3 separate regions of the Mus musculus genome follow, and regions 1 and 3 are each linked to region 2. The links are chromatin contacts, found by POLR2A ChIA-PET in ENCODE. All regions are on one chromosome and are shown on one strand. Each heading gives the region's core, a stretch centred on a gene start or an enhancer-like site at or near the end of the contact. The rest is flanking DNA. Distances are from core to core; before and after follow the strand shown. Region 1 holds the start of BC024978 (cDNA sequence BC024978). Region 2 holds the start of Shkbp1 (Sh3kbp1 binding protein 1). Region 3 overlaps Sertad1 (SERTA domain containing 1).

What was found. ChIA-PET counts read pairs that join two places held with the same protein, here RNA polymerase II (POLR2A).
Region 1: POLR2A ChIA-PET joins it to region 2 with 10 read pairs in embryonic stem cell. The contact joins the promoter of BC024978 here to the promoter of Shkbp1 in region 2. POLR2A ChIA-PET finds 5 or more read pairs at or near these places in 3 of 5 experiments (Patski and embryonic stem cell).
Region 3: POLR2A ChIA-PET joins it to region 2 with 13 read pairs in Patski. The contact joins the enhancer-like site here to the promoter of Shkbp1 in region 2. POLR2A ChIA-PET finds 5 or more read pairs at or near these places in 4 of 5 experiments (Patski and embryonic stem cell).

Annotation. Positions count from the first base shown.
Region 1 is chr7:27,194,192-27,197,406 of GRCm38, forward strand. It overlaps BC024978 (cDNA sequence BC024978), which reads left to right and starts at 1,590. Exons shown (of 7, transcript NM_001243888.1): 1 at 1,590-1,916; 2 at 2,715-3,175. The coding sequence starts at 2,823. Snrpa (small nuclear ribonucleoprotein polypeptide A) reads right to left here and starts at 2,080. Exons shown (of 7, transcript NM_015782.3): 1 at 1,800-2,080; 2 at 1,253-1,365. The coding sequence starts at 1,343.
Region 2 is chr7:27,354,345-27,357,472 of GRCm38, forward strand. It overlaps Shkbp1 (Sh3kbp1 binding protein 1), which reads right to left and starts at 1,664. Exons shown (of 18, transcript NM_138676.2): 1 at 1,527-1,664; 2 at 1,229-1,282; 3 at 1,057-1,102; 4 at 870-943; 5 at 382-440; 6 at 28-108. The coding sequence starts at 1,612. Sptbn4 (spectrin beta, non-erythrocytic 4) reads right to left here. Exons shown (of 36, transcript NM_032610.2): 36 at 2,039-3,106. The coding sequence ends at 2,948.
Region 3 is chr7:27,488,885-27,492,121 of GRCm38, forward strand. It overlaps Sertad1 (SERTA domain containing 1), which reads left to right. Exons shown (of 2, transcript NM_018820.4): 2 at 369-1,430. The coding sequence starts at 372. The coding sequence ends at 1,082. Among named protein-coding and RNA genes, the nearest start is that of Gm38972, 3.5 kb to the left of the region's middle. Within about 2 kb of position 1,772, at least 1 of the 3 ENCODE cell types and tissues checked has a DNase peak (open chromatin) inside an H3K27ac peak, as active enhancers do.

The DNA.
Region 1 (3,215 bases), core at 340-2,839, 160 kb before region 2:
AGGAACTCAACAGCTGAAAGACAAAGGCTTCTCTAGAGGGGTCCTGACCACCCTCATGCATCCATTTATAGATGCACACAAAATAAATACATAAAAATAGTCATTTGTGTTTACTTTTTTAAAAATGTGTGCCGGGATTCAGTCTTTGCAGAAACTTTCTAACTATGGGCCTTACTTCCAGACAAGAACTGAATTATTTGGTAGGGATTTCTATTTAAAAAGAATCTTAAAAAAAAAAAATTTTATGTGTGGATTTTTTTTTTTTTTTTTTTGCCTGCAGAAGCCAGAGGAGGATGTCGTATCCCCTGGAACTGGAGACACACACAGTTACGAACCTCCCTGGAGGCAAGGAATCAAAACCAGATCCTCTGTTAGATCAGGCAGCATTCTTTAACCACAGAGCTCTCTCCAGGCCATGCTGATTTTCTTAGTTGCTGAGATTTGAACCCAGATCCTTACTCCTGCTAGGCAAGACTAACACTAGCTACATTCCTCAAACCTTTTGGACACTGGGTCTTGCTATGTCGCCTCAGCTGGTCTGGAACTCAAGCTCCTCCTGCCTCAGTCTCCTGAGTACTGGGATTACAGCCCTGTACCTCCACACCCTAAAAGAAACCGTTTGTCTTTGGTTTCTTTTTTATCTGCTTTGGCCATGTTGTCCCAAATGGTTTCAAACTTTCACTCTTCCTGAAGAACAGAATTACAGCCTCTGCCAACCAGCCCAGTCTAAGAATCTGCTTAAGCAGAACCCCACATTTCTGTCTCATTTTTCTTGCTATTTGATCCCAGGCAAGTTATGCCACCCAAATTCCAACTACTTAATCTGAGAGGCTTGTGAGAATTAAAGACAGTCAAGACTTAGAACGCGGCACAATCACCCACATCACAAAGCCATCCATTGCCCATCCCTCCTGTGTGTCATCTGCATTGTAGTCAATCACTGAGGCCACCACCCAGAGGTCAGTGGACAGAGACAGTCTCATGAAAGCAGACTGATGGCAAGAACGATCCTGGAAGGCTTCAAAGGAAGAAGGGACCTATGAGCTAAAACCTGGAAGATCACTAACAATGCGCAGATTAAAGGGCAGAGTGTAAAACCTAGGGTGAAACCAAGGAACCAGTAGGTACAAAGGCCAAAGTTAACTCCTAACAGACAGAATGGGGAAGGCTGAAAAAGAAATGTGGATGCTAGAGGTGAAAAGGGGTCAACTCTTGTGATATCACCTTGAGTCAGGCTACCCCAAGAACTCACCATCCTTCTTGATCTTCTCATTGAGATTGTTGATATAAATAGTGTGGTTGGCACGGGTCTCGGGAACTGGCATGGTGGCTATGGTGGCCATGGTGTGAGATGTTCAGGTACGGCTTAAAGAGGAGGAAAAAGCGACTTTAGCCCTAAGTTTCCCAAATTCTTTGTTCCAAAGGGCTGATGCTCAGGGATCGCCCTTCCAAGAGGAAGTCGAGTAAGACCGGAATTGGAAGAGGATGTCACAGCTTAGCAACAAAGCCAGCACAGGCCCCCGCTTCTCCAACCCGCGTGCTAAGGGAGAGCTAGAGAGGTTAACTACGAATCCCAGAATGCTCTACGAGTCCCGGCAGGCGGAGCACACCGAGCGGCGCTTCCCATTAGTCCACGTGCGCGAAAGGCGTCCCGGGAGGAAAAAAGACCCCGGATGTCGGAGCCAGTTAAGAAAGTAGGGGCCGACTTGGAACATCCTAGTCTCTCAAAGAGAGGCCTCCCGAAGTGCTCCACCCGCCTCCCCGGCGCCGAGCAGCGTCTACAACCCGCGGGAACCCACCACCTGAGCCGTCGCTCCCGCCGACAACGCCCGCCGAGCTACGCTGCACAGACACACAACTATCTTCCCCGGCAACGGCTTCTCCCTTCCGCGAGCTAATCACGGCGGGCAAACTCGGTAAGTTCAGAGTCTCTCCCCCGGCCTCAGCGTCTGCCAAAGGAACACTTGGGGTCCCGCCCCCTGGACGCGAGGGAACGGACCAATCAAAGAAGGGCACGAGCTTCTGGCCAATTGGGACATGGTTAGAGCTCTGGTGCATTCTAAGACTGCCTTTCGGAAGCCACACCTCTTCCCCTTCCGCCAGTATCACGTGACCTTCAAGAGCGTTGTGCTGGTTGCGAGTTCTATCACGTGGGATGGGAAAGGACAGGTGGAGGCTGGCCGGGTGACGTCATTTCCTCCTGGGGAGGCGCTTGTGCAGATTCCTAAGTTCCTAAATTGATAGGTTTATACCAACTTAGTTGGCCTTTGATCGCTGAGTTGCTGCGACTCTCATACTTCCCCGCTAAGCCCATGACCCGCCCACCATTAGGCTGTTTTCTCACCCACGTGCCTTTTTTGTAACCTCTTAACCCTAGCTCGTAAAGTCAAGGTTTCAAACTCAGGCCCGCAATGCAAAAAGTAGGCAAGTCACATCCTTTAGACACCTCACAACAGATCTGAACCTCCGAATAACAGAAGTGACCAAAACTAGCTTAGCTACAGCAGATGAGATGACACCTACAAAATGTCCCTTCTAATGTAGCCCCAGCCCCATAGCACAGACCACCCTTCGGGATCCTTCAGCATTTGATTTAGCCCAGTTTCTCTTTCCACTGTTTCAAATACTAGCCCAGGTTCTCCCAGAACAACTGGCCAGACACCATATTCTGCTATCAACTCCAGTTTTAATTTTTTTTTTTTTTTTTTTTACAGATCTCAATGTGCAGGCCTGAATATCTCTCATCCAGTTCCTTTAAAAACTGAAAATCTCCATCCTTGGGAGATTTGGGGAGAGCCTCTTATTCTTCCTGTAGACCCCAAATGACTTCTCCATGCTCTTTCCCCCTAAAACCCACAATCTCTCCAATAATTCATGAGACCCCAGACACCAACATTCCACCTCCTTTACCTCTAAATCCCCCGGACCTAGCTTTACCATCCCCTCCTTGTAGTCTCCATACATCTATTTCATCCCCACTGCCGCCCCCTCCCCCCCCTCCTGCTCCTCCCCCTCCCCCTCCCCCTCCCCCTCTACCCTCTGCTGTGGAGCCTGTTCTCCCTCATGTCTATGGCCTGAAGAACAGCCAGCTCCTGAAGGAGGCCTTAGAGAAGGCTGGCCCAGCCCCCAAAGGCAAAGAGGATGTGAAGAGGCTCCTGAAGCTGCACAAGGACCGGTAGGGTCTCCAGCCCCCAAAACCAGCCCAGATCTCAGAC
Region 2 (3,128 bases), core at 414-2,913:
TCCCTAGCATCAATTGGGAGTGCTCACCTGGAGGAGGTAGATAACCATTGAAGAGGACATTTCCGCAGGAAGATCGATCCAACTCTTCCCTCACCTGCAGGCGACGAACTGCAAGGGAAGGACTCAAAACTTCATCTTGAGGGAAACTAAAGCAGACCCTTGTCCCCTTCCTCATCTGTCTTTCCACGTAACTATCCCCTCCCCCGCAACCCCGACCCCTTCAGAGCCAGACCCAAATCCGGTGCTCTTAGCTCTAACCCAACAGTCTTTTTGACTGGGAGAGTCAAAGAGGAGAGGCATTCTGCTCAGGAAATAACTGAGGGTGCTGACTGGGGGCGGGGTTGGGGTGGGGGTGGGGCACGGCACGGGACTCTCACTTACCCAGTGGAGTGAGTCCGTAGAATTGGGCTTCATGGAGGAGGCTGGAACCATGGACACCCCTGGGTAATAGGGGAGATTTGGGTGTAAAAATCTAGGGCATAGGCATGAACAGCACATTGCAAGGAGAAAGGTATTGAAACTGCCCAGAGACTACCGAAGCCTGGCTAGTTTCAACCGGCGTAAAATTCTAGGGAGGTTGAGGGTGGGGTACACCTGCCAATCCAAGACATGGGAGATAAAGACTGGCCTGATCTGGATGGAGTTCTAGACAGCCAGGGCTACAGAGCAAGGCCTTATCTCAAGCCAACAAACAAATACATACTTTCTTTAAAATCTAGATAACAAGGATGAAGAATGGTGCAAATGTGTGGGCATATTTTAATGGAAGGAATATAACATGATCAATAATTCTAATAGAATGGAACACATTTACTTTTCGAGGAGAGATTTTATACAGTGGCAGAATTCACCCATTTACCCATACCAACCTGGGATCTAACTCTTTGGTCCGCAGGAAATTAAGGATGGGGGCAAAGACGGTGGGGTCCCGGTCGATGAAGATCTGCATGGTGGGGTGGGGATGGAGGTGGGGGTCATGGAAAAGACCTGGAATAAGTAGGAGCTCCTGTCCCCCATCCCACCCGGAGTCCCGTTTTTTGATCTAGCCCTACTCACAGCTCCGGTCTCATCTTTCAGGGTTGAGATGCGTCCGCTCAAAAGACTACAGGAAGGGGAAACCGAGGAGGAGACATGGGCCGAGTTGCAGAGGTGAGTATTGTAGAAATGGGTCTCCCCACACCCTCTTCTTTCATTCCCTCCTACCCTCGCCCCAGACTCTCCTAATCACCTGGAAAAGAAGGAGTCTGGGATCCAGGTAAGCGTCTGGCGAGAGGTACTGAACCTGGGCGATGGGGTAAGGAGAGGAAAGAGAAGAAGAGGTGAGGACGCTGCCTCCTCCACTGAGATTCATGCATTCTCCTTTGGCATTTCTTTCTTTCTTTCTTTCTTTTTTATTCAAGCGCCAAGCCTCCAGCTTGAGGCGGAGCAATTCTTGATGGACAGGGACTACCACCCCCACCCCCAGAAGAGGCGGGCATCCCGCCTCGGTCCCGTAGGATGGGGCCTCGAGGATCTCCCACACTCACCGCTTGCCCCCTACGTTCAGATGAATCACTTCCCCGGGTGCTCCCCGACTCGGGACCCCCTCCACTGCAGTCGTCGCGACGGCCATAGCCCCACCCCCCCGCAAGCCGGCCGGCTCGCACCCACTTCCGGGTGTGCATAGACCCCGCCTCTTCCTCTTGCTCATTGGCCTAGAGACTCCAGGATCCACCGGCGATTGGACAGAGAGCTCGCTCAACGCAATTACGGTCTCTGACTCTTTAAAGAGGGCCGGTCTTTCCTGGTTTCGACGGGGCGCACTTGGGGATCCTTTGGAGTGATTTAGTAACTCCCCCCCCCCTTTTCTAGGTTCCCTTATTTTGGTATAATACATAACGAATGTAGGCGATTCGTTGAGGAGTACGTGCGCAGATCTTGAAATGAGCCTATACCAAGGCTTAGGTATTTGTAGAGTCTAGGAGACTGCCTTCTCGACCTCGTCCCCACACCGGCCCACCCTCCAATCCTGTCTCGGATACACGAACAAACCAGCGAAGACTGTCAAAGCCAAAGGGTTTATTATAGGTACATACAGTGTGCGCCTGCCACACCGCCCCGCACCCCCTGCCTTGGCAGCGTCTCCAAGCAGCCACGGGGGTTGCCTGTAACCCTGATTCCCTCCGTCCCAGGGAGGTGCTCCAGCCAGAAGCATGCAGGGGGAGGGCTTTCCCACCCCCTCCCCCTCGGGAAGTGGCATTTACAGCTAGAATCGGGGAGGAGAGAGGAAGACAGTTTTGAACTTTGACTCCCCTCCTATTAAAAGCCTTCGCGGATGCGGGGCGGGGGGAAGGAGGGGGGGTCTACGTTTTTGCAAAAATAAACTAAGTCAGGAATTAACCGCATGGCTCTGAGATGGCGGAGTACAGGGGCTAAGGGCCCCTGTCCTCCCTCTTCCCAGACAGATCAAGGCAGCATTGGAAGTGAGGTAAAGGCAGGGAGGGAGTGTGTCCCCTCCCCACCCCCTAGCACCCTGGATGGTCCAGGGGACCTCACCAGCGCCCCCGTTGTCCATCCTTAGGGCGGAGAGGAGGCCAACAAATCACCACCTCCTAGATCCCTCGCCACTCCAGCTTCTTGGGGCAGGATCTGACGATTGGGCAGGGAGCTTGGCTCAACTGGCTCCCTGCCCGGCCCCACCAAGCTCAGTTATTGCATAAAAAGAATGGAGCCCCAGCACCTGGGGTGGGGTTGGCGAGCGGGAAGGGACCGAGATATGGCTATAGGGACAGCAATCCCCTACCACCACCTCTTGGAGTGCAGAAGTCCCTTCTATTTCAGGCCCACAGTGGCACATCCGCAGTCATTCCGGCCCTTGCGGATGAGAAGTTGTCTTTGTGTCCACAGTGCAGAGAGGAGGGGCAAGGAGACTTGTCAGACTCCAAGGTGGGGGAAAGGGTACCTGGAATCACTTCCGGCGCCCGCTGGCCCTACGCTCCCCGCCCTCACGCTTGGGGTTGCCCTCATCTGTGGATGATGTGGTAGGTAGTGTCTGACCCCATCGGGCGATCTCGGCGTGTTCTGCCACGGAGTTAGCCACAGCCTCCAGCCAGCCGTTCATCTCCTCCTGACGGAAGACGCAGGACAAG
Region 3 (3,237 bases), core at 522-3,021, 130 kb after region 2:
ATCTCAGAAGCTCACTGAGGACGCTGAGAATATAACTCAGTTGGTAGAATGTTTGCCTTACATGCAGGAGGCCCAGGAAGTTCCATCCCCAGCATCAAATACACCAAGTATGGTGGCACACACCTGTAATCCCAGCGCTGGGAAGGGGAAGAAGGGAAGAGCAGAAGCTGCCTACATAGCACGTTTGGGGGCAGGTCAGCCTGAGTTACACGGGACCCTGTCCCGTTAGAAACAAATAAGAATTTGCTTAGAAAACCTAGACCTGGAGGTTAATCGACTGGTCAGGATCCCACAGACAGCAGTTGTCAGAGCTGGGTGTGAACTGAGTATTGGCTTCCCATAACTGAATGGCTCCTTCCTCCCTGCAGAGGATGCTGAGCAAAGGTCTGAAGCGCAAGCGGGAGGAGGAGGAGACGATGGAAGCCCTCTCCGTGGACTCGTGCTGGTTGGATCCGAGCCACCCGGCAGTGGCGCAGACCCCGCCGACGGTGGCTTCTAGCTCCCTCTTTGACCTCTCAGTGGTCAAGCTCCACCACAGCCTGCGGCAGAGCGAGCCGGACCTCCGGCACCTGGTGCTTGTGGTGAACACACTGAGGCGCATCCAGGCGTCCATGGAACCCGCACCTGTCCTGCCGCCTGAGCCCATCCAGCCCCCAGCCCCTTCTGTGGCAGACAGCCTTCTGGCTAGCTCAGATGCTGGCCTCTCAGCCTCCATGGCCAGCCTCCTGGAAGATCTCAACCACATTGAGGACCTGAACCAGGCCCCCCAACCCCAAGCAGATGAGGGGCCTCCAGGCCGCTCCATCGGGGGGATCTCACCCAACCTGGGTGCCTTGGACTTGCTAGGCCCAGCCACTGGCTGTCTGCTGGACGATGGACTGGAGGGCCTGTTTGAGGACATCGATACCTCCATGTACGACAGTGAACTTTGGTTACCAGCCTCTGAGGGTCTCAAGCCCGGCCCTGAGAATGGCCCAGCCAAGGAGGAGCCTCCAGAGTTGGATGAGGCGGAGTTGGACTACCTCATGGATGTACTAGTAGGCACACAGGCACTGGAAAGGCCACCAGGGCCTGGGCGCTGACCCTTAGGACCCAGGGAGAATTGACTTGGATCTGAGTTGAGCCTGGTGGTGACACCAACCCACTTTGACACGACACAGGTGGCGTCCCCTCACAGAGGAGAGCCAGGGTCACTTTGGAGAGACTGTACTGAGTCCTGGGAACTTCACATCCATCCACCTGTCTTGACCAGTGAAGGAGTTGGAAATGAGCCCCGAGTGGTGAAATGACAGGGCCCAGTGACAGTAATGGTGTTTGGGCCAGGCTGGGGTTGAACTGGGATAATAGTTTGGGCTATCCCATCCCATTATCCCCAGTGTGGGAAGAGACCTCATAATTTTTTGAAATTAAAACCAGCTTTGGGAAATACCAAGTGTGTGTGCTTCTTTGCATCTGTGCCGATCAAGGATAAAATAACATCAAACTTGTAATCCCGTGACACTCCCACGGTTATAGTGGAATAAATTGCACTCCCGGTATGAGATATCTTTGAGCAAAGGGTGGGAGCTTTCAGGAGGTCTCTCAAAATAAAACCACTAAGTTTAGTGGAGAGAAGGCAGGACCTTCAGGGGCAGGCAGCTGGCTTTCCATCTAGAAGCTATCCAGGTCCGGGCAAGCCGGGGCCACCTGCCTGCCTGAGCGGAGCATTGGGCCTGGCCGGAGCCGGGTGTCTGCGGCCGCCCCCGCGGTCCAGCTGCATTCCTGGCCTGGCTGGGAGGGGCCGCACACTCACAGCCCTGGCACGGGACCCAGGCTGCGTCCTTCCTGGCGGCCGTGGGGGCAGGGCAGGGCAGGGCCCCGAGAGCGGAAGGATGGTGGGGAGGGCAGGGAGGGAGGAGCTGGGGCGGGGTTGGGGGGGGGGGGGAATGACTGCCACCCAAAGGGCAGGATGGGTCCAGAATCTGGGGACTGTGACACGAGAGGGCCACTCCTGGGCCTCCCCAGGGGCCGGAAGCTCCAAGACTGCGGACGGGGTGGGGCTGGAGAGGCGGGAGCTGCACGCAGCCCCAGGGGCCTGGAAGGGGTAGGCGGAGCTTGGTTTCCTGGAGGAACAGAGGAAGCTGTGCCCATTTCTGGAAGTGACTGAGGCGGGCCACCGAGAGAAACAGATGGACATGGCTTCAGGCTAGCTGGTGCCAAGTTAAGGACCCTCCAGACTCCTGAACCCAAACCCTCCTGGAGACTCCTGTGCCTAGACCATAGGACATCGACGGCCCCTAGCTGAGGCTGAGACCTAAGGAGCCCGGGCTGAGCTCTGCGGCCCCCCCTTGTGACTGGTTAGGGAACTACGATGTAACCGTGATCAGTCTGGTGTGGGGGCCTCTCTCGCTTTTTATTTTTTTAGAGGAGTCTTCTGTATCCTAGGCTGGCCTCTAGCTCACTCTGTAGTGGAGGCTGGCTTTGAACTCCTGATCCTTCTGCCTTTACTTCCTTACAAGCTGGAATTACAGGCATGTGCAACTGTGGTTTTTGAGACATGCTTTCACTACATACACCAGCAGGCTGGCCTTGAATTTATTATGTAGCCCAGGCTGGCCTTGTTACTGCTTTGTGCCCCACTAGCCCAGGTATTAATTATGCTTTGTTGTTGTTGTTGGGTTGTTTGTTTGGGTGGTTGTTTTTTGTTTGTTTATTTGGTTGGTTGGGTTTTTTTTTTTGGAGGGGTTGGTTGGTGTTTTGTTTTGTTTTGTTTTGTTTTTGGTATTTCTGATTGTCCTGAAACTCTCTAAGGATGACCTTGAATTCATAGTGCTTTACCTGTCTCTGTCTCCAGAATGCTGGCATTAAAGCTGTGTGCCACCACAGGTGGCTGTTTGCTTTTTGAACAGGGTGTCCATAATGGAGTCTAGACAGACCTTGAACTCATGTCAGTCCACCTGCCTCAGCCTCCAGCTGAGATGTACCTTTCACACAGGGTCAGGTACACAGTAGGTGTCCCTAAATACTGAAATAAAGAGGGAGGAGAAGGTGGCTGAAGACAGTTTATGTTGGTGGCTAATGCCTGTGGAGGGGAGCTGCCCTGGGGTGTCATAGCCTGAATAAATACACAAAGGCTGCCTGAAAAGAAGTCACAGCACCAGCCAGGGCTGGCACTTAGCTTGGAATGCAGTGGGCCCTGGAATCTGCTGGCTGAGGAGGCGTGTCCTTCTGGAGTAGGTCCTGAGCATCGGCTGTACC